Regions from separate parts of the Homo sapiens genome. Here region 2 is linked to region 1. The links are chromatin loops, found by intact Hi-C in ENCODE. Cell type or tissue: heart right ventricle. All regions are shown on one strand. Links, peaks and the distances in the headings refer to the core of each region. The heading gives the core; the rest is flanking DNA. Region 1 overlaps COPB1 (coat protein complex I subunit beta 1). Region 2 has its middle 22 kb from the start of RRAS2.

Region 1 (5,383 bases), core at 267-5,266:
AGGCTGAGGTAGGAGAATCGCTTGAACCCACGAGGCGGAGGTTGCGGTGAGCTGAGATCGTGCCATTGCACTCCAGCCTGGGCAACAGAGTGAAACTCCGTCTCAAAAAACAAAACAAAACAAAACAAAACAAAAACAAAAAAAACTACACAACAAATAGTTACAGAGTCAAGGGCCAATGATACCTCAATTGAATAATTCTCAAGACATGAAGATTCTTTTAAGTAAGTTACTGTGTAAAACGTACATTTTACAGTGTAAAATGAAGACCTAAATTCTGAGGGAAGTATAAAGATAATGGGAACAGGGTTCAGTCTCCTCTGAAAGGTAAGGAAGGTCAATGTGGGAAAAAATGGAATGAATACATACTGATGAGCATCTACTGTGTGTTAAATATTCATAATAAGTATCATTTCATGTTCATATCACCTCTGTGAAATACACCTTAAAAGCACCTTACAAATGAGGAAACTGAGGTACAATTTATTAGGCTGTGGTGGCAATGTGTGACTAGTTACAAGGGCTTTAGTGTCAGATACCTGGCTTTATATCTGAGTTTGTCTCTTACTATTAAACCTTGAATAAGTGACTTAACCTGTTGTAAGACTGTAATCGTCATCCTTAAATGATGGTATTAACAGTATTTGCCTTAGAGGATCATTGTGAACACTGTAAATGTCATGGAAAAAGCACTCACAGTTATACCCTGGCACAAGTAAGCACTGACTAAGTTAGCTATTTACCATTGCCTGAGACTACATAGCACATAACTAGCAGATAGGATTCCATACTTTCCTAATTCTAAACTGAACTTCTGCATCATACCTGGTTACTTCTGTAGGCTCCTGAGATCCTGGAGGTAGAGAATGGAGCTGGGGACAGTAACAGTGATGGTGTACTGAGAATCTGGGAGAGGAAAGTAAGGCAGGAGGCTGGTATCCCTAACCGTTTTGAGGACAGCATTCAGAACTATTAAAAGACAAGCTATAATTTAAACTCAATCTTGATTTAAGAGAAAGGCTATACATTAGCTGACTGGAACATTCATCAATCTGGAAGGAACAAGTCACAAATAAAACTACTTAGTTTACCCAATACATAGCACAAATATTTCACCTCTGATATTATTTGAGTTTCTAAAGATATTTATGTTTTGGTTCTCTTACCTTTCTGATATCCCTAAAATGAGTTTTTGTCTCCCACATTATTTCCCACTTAAGTAGAAAAGTTTCTGACAGGTAGCAAAATATCACTATCAACCTTGGCATTTTTTTTTTTTTTTTTTTCTGAGACAGGGTCTCACTCTGTTGCCCAGGCTGGAATGCAGTGGCATGATCACAGCTCACTACAGCCTCAACCTCCTGGGCCTTATCAGTCCTCCTACCTCAGCCTCCTGAATAGCTAGGACTACAGGTGCATGCCACCACGCCCGGCTAATTTTTTAATTTTTTGTAGAGACAGGGTTTTGCCATGTTGCCCAGGCTGGTCTTAAACCCCAGGCTCATGCCATCTGCCTGCCTCAGCCTCCCAAAGTGTTGGGATTACAGGTGTAAGCCATCGTGCCCAGCCAAAGTTGTTTTTAAAAGAAGAAAAAGCAAGTTTTCTATTAGTGAGGTAAGCAAACAGCTTGATGTATCTGCCAACTATATTAACTTCCTTCTCTTTGTTCTCATTTACGAATTACCTTGCTAATAGAAAAATAGCCAGGTGCAGTGGCTCACGCCTGTAATCCCAAAACTTTGAGAGGCCAATGTGGATGGATTGCTTGAGCTCAGGAGTTTGAGACCAGCCTGGGCAACATGGCAAAACTGTCTCTACAAAAAATACAAAAATTAAATTAGCTGGGCATGGTGGCATGTGCCTGTGGTCCCAGCTACTCGGGTGATGAGGTGAGAGAGGTGGAGGTTGCAGTGAGCCAAGATCGCACCACTGCCAGACCCCGTCCCAAAAAAAAAAAAAAAGGCCGGGCACCGTGGCTCACGCCTGTAATCCCAGCACTTTGGGAGGCTGAGGTAGGCAGATCACGAGGTTGAGATTGAGACCATCCTGGCCAATATGGTGAAAACCCATCTCTACTAAAAATAGATAAAAATTAGCTGGGCATGGTGGCCCACGCCTGTAGTCCCAGCTACTCAGGAGGCTGAGGCAGGAGAATTGCTTGAACCAGGGAGGTGGAGGTTGCAGTGAGCCAATTGTGCCACTGCACTCCAGCCTGGTGACAGAGCCAGAGTCCGTCTCAAAAAAAAAAAAAAAAGTTTTTTAAAAAAGGAAAAATAATCTTGCTTTTTCTTAAATTTTTTTTTTTTTGATGGGGGATCTCTTTGTTGCTCAGGCTGGTCTTGAACTTCTGGGCTCAAGTGATACTCCCACCTTGGCCTCCGAAAGTGTTGGGATTACAGGCATAAACCACCATGCCCAGGCTCCTTTAAAAAAAAATTTTTTTTTAAAAGAGAGGGAGTCTCACCCTGTCACCCAGGATGGACTGCAGCGGCACAATCATAGCTCGCTGCAGCCTTGAACTCCTGGTCCCGAGAATTTCTCCCGATTCAGCTTCCCGGGCACATGCCACCATACCAGGCTAATTTGTAAAATTTTTTTGTAGAGACAGGGTCTATGTTGCCCAGGTTGGTTTTGAATTCCTGGCCTCAATCCACCCTCCAGCCTTGGCCTCCCAAAGTGTTGGGATTATAGGTGCGAGCCACCACACTTGACCCTTTTTCTTCTTATAAAACAACTGAGTGCCAATCTCTTCTAATTGCAAAATGAAAAAAAAAAAAAAAAAAAAAAAAAATCACTGCACAGAGCTCCCTCTAGTGTTGTGACATTACTGCAATGTAAGCCATTTAATGCTCCTGTAAGCTTTACAGGTTTATCCACATTCAATACATTAATATATTAAGCTTTCATTTGGTATTTAATGTTTATTCTCTACCGGACATCATGGTCCTAATTATATGGTATCTTATAATGTGAACAGCTACTATCTTTGAATGTATATTATATCCCAAATAACAGGGCATAGTGTAAACAGCTTCTTTCAACAATGTGCTGCTATCCAATTCAGTTCACATTTATTACATGCACAAAGCTAATGAAATGCTAATGAAGTAAACAGTTTAATGTATCTGACAATTGTGTTAACTTCTTTGTTCTCCTTATTTATGAATTTAAGAAAATGGCAATGTGAGGCAATCTGATTCCAACAAAAATGGCCTGAATATGTCAGGCAGGCAACTTTCTAAGAGTATCAACCGAGATATATTCTAGGATGTACACAGGCATAATTCCTTCAGATATGAAATGTGATACTGGTTAACTGTGATTACAACACTAATATCATTAACAGGCTAAGTCACTTTTCCTGTCCCATATATTGTCAATAGGTCATGGAAAAAGGATTCCCTGGTAAAGTAAGGTTAGGATATACTGGGTTAAACCAAACTAATCTGCTTTCCTCTCAGAATCTCTGGTATGCTAATGTACATTGTGAATCTCCAGTGCAGGACAGTTTGAAGCTTTTCCCCAACTTACTTGACTATGGAATTACTTTTTCACTCAGAATATCTAATGACATCTAAGGAAGCTAATGTTCAGTAGAACAGAGTTTGGGAAATGATGATCTAATCCAAAGTTGCACCAGCTCCTTCGCTCTCATTGCAAATCTCTACCCTTGAATCGACATCCCTTCTCTGCACTTCCAGTATATCTTTCCCATTTGATAAGCCCTGGCTTTGTTCTAAGATCTCAGTGTTCTGGAATCTCAAATGCCCTGTAATCTAGGCTTTTTTTTTCTTTTTTTTTTTTTAAAAGCAAGTGGCTTCACAGTTTATGACATCATACAAGGTATCAATCTCCTTATACTCCAAACAAATCATTTCATTCTTAATGAAATAGGAGATGCTTTCAGTCTTTCACAGACCTTATCTAAGGACTCACAGGGAATGCAGCCTGAACCCTAGCTGGTAGACAAATAATAGCCTTAAGTTTAGACTTAGCTAAAAAATCAGACTACCTCAATCACCCCCAATGAAAGTAAAGGCCAAAAGGAAAGCACAATCAGACGCTGGGAAACTTAGCTTGGAAATGCATTTGGAATTATACTGCAGTGTGATGGTACCCAGTCCTAGTGTGAAGTGAGGAAAAGGAGACGAGTGAGTAAGGCACAGAGGCAACAGAGAAAAAGGCAGCTTTTTGAATCCTCTCTAGTTGAATCCTCCCAGTACCAGCTTCAGTAATTGGTTAGAACCAGTTTTATTCCTAACAAACATAGAACACCCTAAACTAAATGTGAGTAAGGCACGGAGGCAACAGAGAAAAAGGCAGCTTTTTGAATCCTCTCTAGTTGAATCCTCCCAGTACCAGCTTCAGTAATTGGTTAGAACCAGTTTTATTCCTAACAAACATAGAACACCCCAAACTAAATGTGAATGATTAAAAAATCTATTTTGGATTATCTACTCTTCATTATGATTCAGGATAATTAAGAACAGTATATCTATTTCAGTTCGGGTACATAATACTTCTTTAAACTGCAGAGCGATCTGTTTTCTCAAGTTATTTTGGGCCGGGTGCGGTGGCTCACGCCTGTAATCCCAACACTCCGGGAGGCTGAGGCGGGCGGATCACGAGGTCAGGAGATCGAGACCATCCTGGCCAACATGGTGAAAGCCCGTCTCTACTAAAAATACAAAAAATTAGCCAGGCGTGGTGGCGGGCACCTGTAGTCCCAGCTACTTGGGAGGCTGAGGCAGGAGAATGGTGTAAACCCGGGAGGTGGAGCTTGCAGTGAGCCAAGATCACGCCACTGCACTCCAGCCTGGGTGACAGAGCCAGACTCCATCTCAAAAAAAAAAAAAAAAGTTATTTTGATACTTTCTCCCTGGAGCTAAATTCAAGAGCAAATCCCTTCAAAACATGATAATGCATTTTTAGAGATAGCAATGTTGGAATATTAAATAAGTAAAAAACAACCAAGTGAATCAAGGCCTACCTTATTTTATATCATTGAATTTGTAAATTCTCTTAATAAAGCTGCATATATTCACAACTCAGTAATTTAAATTTATAATAGAAATTTATAACCCAACTAAAAGAAATCCATTGCCATATAACTAAAATTATGTAATCATTTATTTATAAAATAACAAAAATTTATGAATAGATCTGTTTATTGTACTGTGAAAAGGGTCTTGGTACATGAAACATTATATACTTTGAGGACAGCATTCAGAACTGTTAAGACAAAAGACAAACTATAATTTTAAACTCAATCTTGATTTAAGGGAAAGGCTATAAATTATTGGCTGAAAAGTATTCAGCATGAACTCAGATTCTATATAAGCATGAAAGAGTACAAAAGATGTTGGAGTCCAGTAAGCCCATA
Region 2 (5,383 bases), core at 167-5,166, 74 kb before region 1:
ATGAGTAATTGTATCTATGTTATGTACTATACATACAAACCCAGCTATCTGCAGTGGCCACTGTCACCTTTAAAGGAACTGAATCATCCACTGCACCTGATGAGCAGAGCAGCTATAAACATGTTCTGTGCTGTGTGGCTCACTGACCACCCTCCACTCCACACAGCTGATTGGCTCAGGGGTGGACATCTGATCCAGAGTACCCAACATCCTTTGAGATGCTTATTGCAAAACTCTCTGCTCAAACAGGGGTGAATTGGTCCAGTAAGATTCTCATCCTTTGGAATCAAAATTGGTAGAATACCAAGAGAATCAGGCAAATCGAATCAGGAGCTGAAGTTTAAAGAATACACAGAATGGTCAGGCATAGTGGCTTATCCCTGTAATCCCAGCACTTTAGGAGGCTGTGGCAGGAGGATCATTTGAGGCCAGGAGTTGGAGACCAGCCTGGGCAACATAATGAGACCCCGTCTTTACAATAAATAAATAAATTAGCTGGGCATGGTGGCATGCACCTGTAGTCCCAGCTACTCTGAAGGTTGAGGCAGGAGGATCACTTGAGCCCAAGTTTGAGGCTGCAGCATGGTATGATTGTGCCACTGCACTTCAGCTTGGGAGACAGCAAAACGTCTCAAAAAAAAAAATACTTAGAGAATTATTTGGCACAGTGGCTCACATCTTTAATTCCAGCACTTTGGGAGGTTGAGATGGGAGGATTGTTTGAGGCCAGGAGTTCCAGACCAGCCTGGGCAATATAATGAGACCCCATCTCTATAAAATAAAATATAAAAATTAGGCTGGGTACGGTGGCTCACACCTGTAATCCCAGCATTCTTGGAGGCCAAGGTAGGTGGATCACCTGATGTCAGGAGTTTGAGACCAGCCTGGCCAACATGGTGAAACCCCGTCTCTACTAAAAATACAAAAATTACCCAGGCATGGTGGTGGGCGCCTGTAATCCCAGCTACTCGGGAGGCTGAGGAATGAGAATCACTTGAACCCGGGAAGTGGAGGTTGCAGTGAGCTGAGATCGCGCCACTGCACTCCAGCCTGGGTGACAGAGTGAGACTCCATCTCAAAAAAATAAATAAAATAAAACAAAATAAAAATTAGCTATAATCATGTCACTGCTCACCAGCAGCCTGGGCAACAGAGTGAGACCCTGTGTCTTAAAACAAAAAACGAAAACAAAATATAGACTATGTCATCAAGCAAGGGCCATGAGAGGCTATGAACTCATGTGTTATAAGGAACCAGAAAATATTAGGCTAAGAAAAGATAGAGTACAGTGTGAAGAAGTCAGCCAGGTGAACAGAGAGACAGAGGTAGACACAGAAAAAAAGGAAAGCCCAAAGAGTAGCTAACTTAGGTAAACAGCAGTGTTAGACTGAGGATCAAGAATTCTAGAGAGATGCCTTAGATTCAGAACAGCTTTCTAGGTCCAGTCCTACAGGCTTAGCTGGACTCCAGCCTCTTTTGGCTAAATGGTTTCAATGAGACCCTGTAGCCAGTGTGAGTATGCATTCCTGGGAACCATAATAGTTTAGCATAGCTGTAAAAATTATCTTTGCATATAGAGAGGGACAGGAACATGAACAAATAAAAACCATCCATTTGTTAGAGAAGGATTTTTGTGGATATTTCTTTTGAAGAATTCATTATTGTTGCTCTAATGTTGTTTTTACATTAAATAACAATTTTGTTTTAAAACCACTGTGGAGCTCCTGGGATAAAGCCTTAAGTATGTGTGTATTACTGACTTTGCAATACTGGTTTCCAAGAATTTATTTTAAGAATATAATCAGAGATAAGGCATGAAAATGTAAATTCTTGAATCCTTATTATAGCATTGTTGTAGTAGAAAAAAATGGAAACTACTTAAATGTCAAACAACAGAGTATTGGTTAAATAAATTATGATATATCCATAGAATGGGATGCTGCACAACCATTAAAAAATCATATTGTAGGCTGGGCACAGTAGCACATGCCTGTAATCCTAGCACTTTGAGAGGCCGAGGCGGGCAGATCACTTGAGGCTAGGAGTTCAAGACCAGCCTGGTCAACTTGGTGAAAACCCGTCTCTCCTAAAAATACAAAAATTAGCTGGGCTTCATGGCACGCACCTGTAATCCCAGCAACTCAGGAGGCTGAGGCAGGAGAGTCGCTTGAACCTGGGAGGCAGAGGTTGCAGTGAGCCGAGATCACACCAGTGCACTCCAGCCTGGGCGACAGAGCAAGGCTCCGTCTCAAACAAACAAACAAAAAAAATCGTATTGTAAAAGAATATTGGTTGGTACAGAAAATGTTCATGATTTACTGCTAAGCAAAATACAACAACAACAAAAAAAAACTTACAAAATAATAACTACAACGTGACACCCTTTCTTTTGTACAGAGAATAAAGCATGCTATCACAGGCATAAAATACTGAAGGGACAGATACTAACATGTTAACAACAGTTGCTCTTGGGTTGCGAGGCAGGGGTAGTTAGAAGAAATGTTTGTATTTTTCCTTTATACTATTTTGCTTTTTTCGTGTTTTCCTACCTTGAGTACCTTGTTTGCCTAATTAAAGAGGTGGGGAGAGGAGGAGATTTCCTCTCCCGCTTTTAATTTTTTTTTTTTTTTAAAGAAAATCACGCTGACTGTGTGCCTAGGAAACTATTGCCAGAATTTCCAACATCTCCCACAGCCCGGTGCTTGGGGAAACCAGAACTAAGTGAAAGACTTTCTCTCTGAGAGCAAAGTGCGCAGGTGACAGGAGAGAAGGGCAGAGGAAAGAAATGGGTTGGACCGATCCGAGAACGGGCAGGCTGGCGTGCCGACGGTCGCCAGCAGACAGCCCTCTCCCTAGCGGAGCGCTCGCCCCAGCCTCTGCCCAGAAGGCCCGGGGCGACGCGCTCGGATGCGTGGCTCCGGAAGGGCACTGAGCTAGAACATGCTGGGGCACCGCGCGGGCACCCAGGTGCCGCTGGCGCCGCTGACGAGGGGTGCTAGCAGGCTGTGCTCGAGGAGCTAGGAAGCTGTAAGCCTGTGAAAAGCCAAGCCAACCAGGCAGAGCGGCTCCGCAACAGCTAGCCCCGGCCGGGGCCTGCCCAGCGCTGCGTTGACCGCCGGAGCCCGCGTGCCGCTGCAGCGGAGCCATCATGAAGCGGCTCCCTGGCCAGGCCGTCCTGGCAGCCCGCCCGCCCCGCCCGCTGCGGAGCAGTGCCCGGGGAACGAAGGCAGGCGGGGATCATGTGCTGCGCGCTCAGGAGCCCTTGGCATTCCTCGCGGGGCGGCAGCTCTCCCCTCCATTTCCACCCAGGGGGGCTATCGGTCTTACTTTAAAAAGACAAAAACACAAATTACGGTGACGCAAAAGAAATATAAAAACAGGAGTCAGAGGACCTAGATTTGATTGTCAACCCATGTGACCATGAGCAGGTCACATTCATGCCTCTGCTTCCCTATCTGTGACATGGATATAATGATCCTATTTGTCCCAAGAGGTAGCCGTGAGTCTTATTAATGAAGATACAAATGATATAAGAGTAATGAAAACTGCTTTGCAAATTATGAAGGATAAGCTGATGCCAGTCCCTGTTCGCTAGATGTATACATTTCAGGACTTCGTAGTTCTTTAATTTTGAATGTTATTTGTGTGTATTGGTAAATCATCACTTTCCACTTTCCACAGTTTAAAATGGAAGACTATAGTGCAGTGATAGCTTAGAACTGGGAAGGAAATCAGGTCCAAAGCAAAGGAGAGCACACACCTGCCAATATAAAGATCAATAACATTTCTGACACTGGGTTTGGAGTTGAGTTCTGAGTTTCACAGCAGTCAAAGTGTAAAAGGAACCACGATCAGATGTTGTACTCATTATCAGAAAAGATTAGTACAGAGGAGAAGGTTAAGCAAGACAAGTGCCCTCAGGAAAAAATGGGATGTTCTCTAAATCCGCATTCCCCAAGTATCAGTCGTTTACATACCATCTTCATGTGTTTTGCTGTATTTATATGCCACATGTACATTTAGTTAACGAATATTTTTTCTTTAAAACAGTCTAACAAAAAATATTTCCTAATAAAAAATATATATTACTCCCTTAAGTGTTTGTTCTATATTTTCCCTGATATAATTTACTTTATTAAGAAATACATAACCATTAAATTTAAAATGTTCATTCTCTAACCACCTAATGTCATCTTATATGCCACGTGTATTAGTCCGTTTTCACACTGTTATAAAGAATACCGGAGACTGGGTAAGTTATAAAGAATAGAGGTTTCATTGACTCACCATTCCGAATGGCTGGGGAGGCCTCAGGAAATTTACAATCATGGCAGAAGAGGAAGGGGAAGCAAGGACCTTCTTCACATTTGTGACAGGAGGAGGCAGGGGGAAAGTGCCATACTTCAAAACCATCAGCTCTTATGAGAACTCACTCACTATCACAAGAACAGCATGGGGGAACAACCCCCATGATCCGATCACCTCCCACCAGTTCCCTCCCTCAACACGTGGGGCTTACAATTCTAAATGAGATTTGGGTGGGGACACAGATCCAAATAATATCACCACGTAAGATGTCCGAGTGCATAATGTGTGCAGGCTATGTATAGCACACTTTGGGAAACTCTCTTCTTCTTGTTTGATGAGCCCCTTACAGAGCCCATCATGGCATGTCCACACTGACAGAGATCCTAGATATCACCAGGGCCAATTCCCTTTGCAGACTCTACTAGCAGACAGAGGCCCAGCAAAAGGACCAGACTTGCCCAGGATAACCCATTATGGGAGGGACAGGCTGATGCCTCCTAACCTCCAGTCCTATGTCTTTGGCTCCCTTTACACACTACCTCTCCCTAGGTCCCTCCACTCCCCCTACCTCCCACCATCCTGTTGACCCCTCAGTCAGGGCTTGTGCCCATGAGAGCCTAATAATATGCCCCTGTCTGAGTCTAAGAGAAGGTAAGTTGATACAATTTGGGCGGCACCCCAGAACCACCTTGGATTCTCTCCTGGTCTCTTTCCTTAGATTATGAACTCCAGGAGGGGAAGAGCCATGATTAGGAGGTTGGTGTGAGATAGCAGGTGAAGAGGCAGAGTTATATAGAGCTCATCTTCCCAAGTAGGTACTGAATAGGCTTTGGACAAATTGCACAGGATAAAGAGAAGTAGCCAGAAGAATTGTAGAATTTCCAGGGCTCAGAACTACTATCAGGCCACAGCTTCTGGTGGGGCGGGTTGTACTCTGAAGGAAGACACCTGCAGAGGAGGCAACTCAGGATCTCCTACCTGAGGCTGAGGCAGCAGGCAGAGAGGAGGCTGTTTTAACTGGGCTCCCAGAGGAGCTGCCTTTCACAATTTGTTCACCTGAGGGGTACCTGCTTGT

The links. A loop is a pair of places that touch in the nucleus more often than their neighbours do. Peaks named below come from ENCODE experiments on the same cell type or tissue, not always from the same donor. Only the 100,000 strongest peaks of a DNase experiment are listed, where the experiment ranks them.
Region 2: a loop joins it to region 1, with 2.9 times the contacts of the local background. A loop is called at or near these places in 14 of 110 quality-filtered maps.

Annotation. Positions count from the first base shown.
Region 1 is chr11:14,452,400-14,457,782 of GRCh38, forward strand. It overlaps COPB1 (coat protein complex I subunit beta 1), which reads right to left. Exons shown (of 22, transcript NM_001144061.2): 22 at 5,113-5,383. Among named protein-coding and RNA genes, the nearest start is that of COPB1, 45 kb to the right of the region's middle. In heart right ventricle, for the core only: CTCF peaks have their summits at 2,823 (motif pointing left) and 3,023; no DNase peak of the experiment used is centred there; H3K27ac peaks cover 761 bases.
Region 2 is chr11:14,378,259-14,383,641 of GRCh38, forward strand. No RefSeq gene overlaps it. Among named protein-coding and RNA genes, the nearest start is that of RRAS2, 22 kb to the left of the region's middle. RefSeq lists a silencer at 2,665-2,959 and an enhancer at 2,864-3,083. In heart right ventricle, for the core only: a CTCF peak has its summit at 3,246; a DNase peak (open chromatin) is centred at 3,183; H3K4me3 peaks cover 997 bases; H3K27ac peaks cover 1,547 bases.